2 separate regions of the Homo sapiens genome follow, and region 2 is linked to region 1. A link is a loop called in an ENCODE intact Hi-C map of the cell type or tissue named here. Cell type or tissue: mammary epithelial cell. All regions are shown on one strand. Links, peaks and the distances in the headings refer to the core of each region. The heading gives the core; the rest is flanking DNA.

Region 1 (2,915 bases), core at 304-2,803:
AAAAACTGTGTTCTGCCTTACTCTTTTAAAGCTGCCACTCTCACAGTCATTTTGAAAGGGAATGTGTGGGCTGCTCCGAATGTCTCTCTGTTTACCAGCCCAAGATTAGCAAAGGGATCTCCAGAGTCCACAAAGTAATACTGTGGGTAACCCAGAGCCATTAATGCTCACATTCTTTCCTTGAGACCCTTGGGAAATGCATTCATTAATTCACCAGAAATGAATTGAGCCTTCCCTATGTGCCAGGCACTGTTCTAGCTGCAGTCTATAAACCAGACCAAACCCTTGCATTCCTAAAGCTTACATTCTAGGGCAGGAACACAGACAATAAGGAACATAGATCAATATATACTGTGTGTGATAAGTACCTACTGCAGATGCTGTGGGTGCTGCAACCATATCCCTAGGGCACCCACCATCCAGGACAAACTGAGTGCTTTCTCTGGCTGTGGCAGGCTAGGTCTCAGTAACTCAAGCCTCCATAACAACTGTTTCAGTACTGAGTGGTTAAGTTGAATATTAAAAGCCAGTGCCCTTATACAAAGGCTGGGATGTAACAAAAGCCCACCAAGAGTTTTGCCTAGGCCTTTCCTGGGACTTAATGCAGGAAAAAATAACAAAGGAATTCTTAACAGGACCATCTAGGATTACGTTTTATTGTGGGTCTGAATAAACTCCCCAGGCCTCCACAAACAAGGTTATTGAGGACCTGAAGGAACTCCCTAAACCTCCGTGATTTAGCAGGAGACGAGATAAGGGTAATCACCCCAGCACCTGATCCCATTTAGATTAAGTAAATTTACAGAAGCTCCAGAGGAAATTCTTCAGGACTCAGACCTTAGCTATAGATTAAAATAAGTTAATCACTAATGTCTTTAGATGAATGCACATTTACATTTAGACATATAGCTTAGAAGATATATAAACTCTGAAAAACTGTAATTTTGAGTTGGTCTGGCAATAATTTCCAGGCCTTCTCCCCGTACCTGGTTGCAGAAATAAAAACTCTTCCTCCCCAGTTCATCTACATCTCATTATTGGGCCATGAGAAATAGCAGCCCAACCCTCAGTTTGGTCCAGGAACTTGGCCATGAGAGTATAACAGGCCATTGCAGAGCAGGGCCAGAGTGCTAATGAATTCATGCCCTAGAAGAGACCCTCAGTCAGGGAGGAACAGAAGTTGGTATATTTGCCTCTCACCTCCAAATCCACCTTCACTGGCCTCCTGGAAAGGGAGGACATTTCCCCCTTCTCAGCTGGCAAAATGCTAGATTTTGTCAGTAGAGGGCACTGAGAACCCCTAAAGAGGAGTAGGCATCTCCTCCTGGTTCCAACCTATCTTCTCTGCTTGCGTATCTGGGCAGGAGCTAGCAGGCAGGGGCACCAGGGATACCCACACTACCACATCGACCCTGTGAATTTCAGTAGCACCAATCTCACGAGTAGCTCCTTAGTAGATTCTGCAACAAGATGCAATCCTGGGAACATCTTGCCCCAGCACCCTAGAGGGCTCGAGTCTTAGTGAGTCCCACAGGAGAAACACCTTAAAAAGCTTCTCTTCAACTCAGTGGGCCATGACCCACGGCGCTCTTCAATTAGATCTGGATTTCTGCTCTAAAGAAGGACCTCTTCAAGATTTGTTCCTTCTTTGATATTCTGCCACCATCTTAGAAGCAATGGCTGAGCTGTTTCCCTTATCCGTTGTTTCTGCATTCTTCATAGTTTTCTCTCTCCTAGTGGGTAATGTCCTCATGTGCCAAAAGATACCTGGGATTTGTTTTAGTCAAGCATGATAAGACATGCAGACATGAAAATGATTGTCATGAAGGAAGAAGTTTATATTCATATATCCCTACAAACAGGAGGCACAGCATGACACCAAGGAAAGCACCAGGATTGGCAGAGGGGAGAGAAGAGAGCCCTCTATTAAGATTTTCACAGGAAGGAATGGGTAAGGCAGAATAGGTATGCTGAATAAGCTTAGGATTGGGTAGTTTGAAAATTTCAAAGTGCTTTGCTATTTACGGGTGGTCCCTGGTTGTCCAAAACCTCTCTCTAGGGTGATTTTTGTTTTTTTGTTTTGTTTTTTGAGATGGAGTTTCGCTCTTGTTGTCCAGGCTAGAGTGCAATGGTGCAATCTCAGCTCACTGCAACCTCCACCTCCCGTGTTCAAGCGATTCTCCTGCCTCAGCCTCCCAAGTAGCTGGGATTACAAGTGCCTGCCACCATGCCTAATTTTTTGTATTTTTATTAGAGACAGGGCTTCACCATGTTGGCCAGGCTGGCCTCAAACTCCTGACCTCAGGTAGTCCACCCGCCTCAGCCTTCCAAAATGCTGGGATTACAGGCATAAGCCACCGCACCCGGCCTCTAGGGTGATTTTTATGCCATAGGTAATATTGGCTTGATTGATTGATAAAGGAGATGGTTGGCAATGCAGCTCTGGATTGGTGGTTTGTATATCAATGATATGCTCACAGAGGAGTCATTGGCCATCTCTAGGAATTAGCTAGCCCTGGGAGGGGCAGTCTTTCCAGGATCAAGGCTACAAGTGCTGGAGCATGAAGAATACAGAAAATAAGAAAATACAGTCAATCAACTTGATATAAATAACATAAAGTTAATAATTCTTTATATTAAATTTTCCCTGTTCAAATTACTCTCTGGATTCTGTCTCCTGACTGGTTTGTGATATATAATGTTGTCTTTAATATGTACTTATAAGTATGTGTAATCACTTACATATAAGTGATTATTTCCTTCTTTAATTCCAATCTCAAAATATTAGGGGCATACCCTGCAAGCATCCCAAACTTCTCTAGATTATCTTCAAGAATCTGAAAATATGTATCCAGAAGCCAGAAAATGATCACATCTTTTTTCTGACAATCTACTTTTAAGAATCTATAATCTGA
Region 2 (2,915 bases), core at 1-2,500, 150 kb after region 1:
ACATTGTTTGGGGAGGGGAGGGTCCCCATATTGCCCATCAGGCAGCGGCTGTTCCTGTTTCCCCGAGGGCTCGGAGGTACTGAAGGTGGTCGCCATGGATGGAGACCGGGGCAAACCCAATCGAATTCTCTACAGCCTTGTAAATGGTGAGTCTGAGCAGCTTTGGGGGCTGCAGCTTTGACTCTCTAGGTGACCAGAGCAAGGTTCCTCAACCTCTCTAGATTCCAGCTCCCTCACCTGTAGGACCAGGATTACAAGATGTATGGAGAGGAAGGGCTGTGTCCAAGACAAGCAAGTCTCTGGGTTGTGTGCTTCGGTCCCTGCCTGTCATGATATCCAACAGCCAAGAGAGCATGGGGCAGGGGCGCTGAGAGCAACACGGAGGTGCTAACCCATGCTCCTCTCCCCCTGGGTATTTGCTCCTTGATGGGAATGCGTGGCAACATTTCTCACACTTTTTAAGTGGCTATGTATTTTCCTCATTCTTTTTAATTGTTATCCCACAGCATATAGATGAATTAAATGAATCAAATGCATTGGTGATATGGCATCTCCCTAGTGCTAGCCCTATATATGGACAAGAAAACTGAAGTTCAGAGAAGCTGAGTAGGCATCCCAAGTTTCCATCATTGTATTTGAACCTGAGCCTGCTAGCTCCACAGTCTGTGCTCTTCCCACAGCTGGGCAGCAACTGAGCCAGATGAGCTGTCCCTGGGCCAGGCCAGGGCATCGCATCTGGTGCCTGGTACCAGAAGTGTGCATGTCTATATGCCCCGGCCTTTCTCTAGGACATGCCTGTGCATACTCACTTTCCAGCAGCTCACATGTGGGCTGCCAGCCTCCTTTCCCCAGCCTCACAGGACCTCAGCTGCCTTCCTTCCCATCACCACTGCAAACCTTTACCCAGTCCTTGAGCACCCACCCCATCTCCTGCCTGTCCCACTCCACACCCTCCCTCTCCTCTCTTTATTCCCTCCCTCCTGTCCCTTCTTTCCCCCCTCCCCTTCCATGTCCGTCTCTCACTGTATGTCCTCCTGCTTCCTTTCTCTTTTCTTCACACACACACACACACACACACACACACACGTGCACACATGCACATATAGTATTATGCATAAGAAAAGGGACACAGTATGGAATGTGGGAGCTGGACAGAAGTGAGTTCAAGTCCCAGATCTGCACTAACTGTGTAGCCTTAGACAAGTTACTTAGCCCCTCTGAGACTGTTTCCATGTTGACAAGACACAGATGACAGGATTCCATTCTATGAAGACTTCCCTAGGCAATGCAGGACGATCCTGTGGCACGACTCCCCTGCGCCTCCCTGTGGTCCTGTGCAGAACTTCAGGGTGCATCTCCCTTGACAGGGAACGATGGAGCCTTTGAAATTAATGAGACATCTGGAGCCATCTCCATCACTCAGAGCCCGGCCCAGCTCCAGAGAGAGGTGTATGAGCTGCATGTACAGGTACCCTCCCTCTAGCTTTGTCTTCCCTGCCCACCTTTGGCCCTGGAAGTCTATAAAGGTGAAGACACCCAGGCCCTTTTTCCTGGGGCCCATAGTCTGGGGAGGGGGCTAGATGTTGTTCTAAAGAGCACCTGCACCAGACATGAATTCACAAACAGGGAGTCACAGAAAGGCAAGAGGAGGTGCAACTGAAGCAGCAATGCCTGAGCATGGGTGGGATCCTGCAGGTGCATGCTGCCAGAGGCGGGCATTGGGTGGGTGGGGGTGGAGTGAAAGCATTCCAAGACAGGAAAGTGCAGCAAGCCCAGGCTGGAGGGGAGAGAACTGATATATTGGGGGAACAACAAGGAGTCAGTTGAGGCCAGAGCAGAGAAAGATGGGCAGCCTGGAGAAGGAGGAAACGTTGGACTCCCAGGCTGGGGCCAGAGGAGCAAAGGTCCTGAATGGGAGGTATGGATCTGTCGCTAGAGCCGGGCATGTGACCTGTGAAGTCACACAAGGACTATACTTAGGAGGATCCCACACTAAGCTTAATGCTCGCTGTTTGCTGTCTTGGAATTCTTAATAATTTCACCAAGGGATCCCATATTTTTATTTTTCGCTGGGCCTGCAAATTATGTAGCTGGTCCTACCCAAGAGCAGTAAGGAGCCATTGGAAGGTTTTCAGCAGGATTACAGCCACTTGAAAAGTTCACCTGGCTGCTCACCAGACCAGTGGAGTTCCCAAATTTGGAGATTTGGGCCAACCAAGATTTTCAGGATCCACTCCCGGGCATAGGAATTCAGTGTGTTTGGGGCAAACCCAGGAATCTGCGTATTATAAGCACCCAGGTAATTCTGGTACCAGTCCCAGCCAGAATTTGAGAACTCTGGTCTCAACTTGGGTTCAGAGGGAACTAGATGAGAGGTAGAGCCATCGGCCAAAGTAACAGAGGAAGACAGCCTGTGGGGCTGAGGGTAGGTGGGATGGAAGAAAGGGACAAAATGAAAAGTATGCATGAGGCAGATTGCACAGAATGAGGAAATTGCCTGATCTTGAGGGAAAGGGATGGGAGAGGGATAGATGAAGCCCAGGTGGTCCCGTGCCGTCAGGAGTACAGGACAGCAGGCAAGTGAAGTAGGTGAGGAAGGATGCATTTGAAGGCTCGAGGGACATGCAAGTTCAAACATCAAAACTTGGGCATACAGGTTTGGAATTGTGGGAGAGAATGTCAACCTACAGGTAGCTGTGGAAGGCATGGGAGGGAATAAAAGCACCCAGAGGAAGAAGAAGAGAGAGGACAATTGGCCAAGCACAGCTGCGGGAGCTGTGTGAAGAGGCTGAGAGTGAGGAGGAGGAGAGGGGCAGGTAAAGGAAACCCAGGAGGGATCAGAGAGGTTGAGGAGAAGATGTAGAGAGCAGAGTCACATTGCTGTGGGAATAGAGCACTTGGGAAGGAGAAAGAGT

The links. Peaks named below come from ENCODE experiments on the same cell type or tissue, not always from the same donor. Only the 100,000 strongest peaks of a DNase experiment are listed, where the experiment ranks them.
Region 2: it touches region 1 in a loop (18-fold over the local background); 5 of 110 quality-filtered maps call a loop at or near these places.

Annotation. Positions count from the first base shown.
Region 1 is chr10:84,058,441-84,061,355 of GRCh38, forward strand. No RefSeq gene overlaps it. Among named protein-coding and RNA genes, the nearest start is that of GHITM, 80 kb to the right of the region's middle. In mammary epithelial cell, for the core only: a CTCF peak has its summit at 1,281 (motif pointing right); no DNase peak of the experiment used is centred there.
Region 2 is chr10:84,204,460-84,207,374 of GRCh38, forward strand. It overlaps CDHR1 (cadherin related family member 1), which reads left to right. Exons shown (of 17, transcript NM_033100.4): 9 at 68-146; 10 at 1,368-1,468. Among named protein-coding and RNA genes, the nearest start is that of CDHR1, 11 kb to the left of the region's middle. In mammary epithelial cell, for the core only: a CTCF peak has its summit at 1,319; no DNase peak of the experiment used is centred there.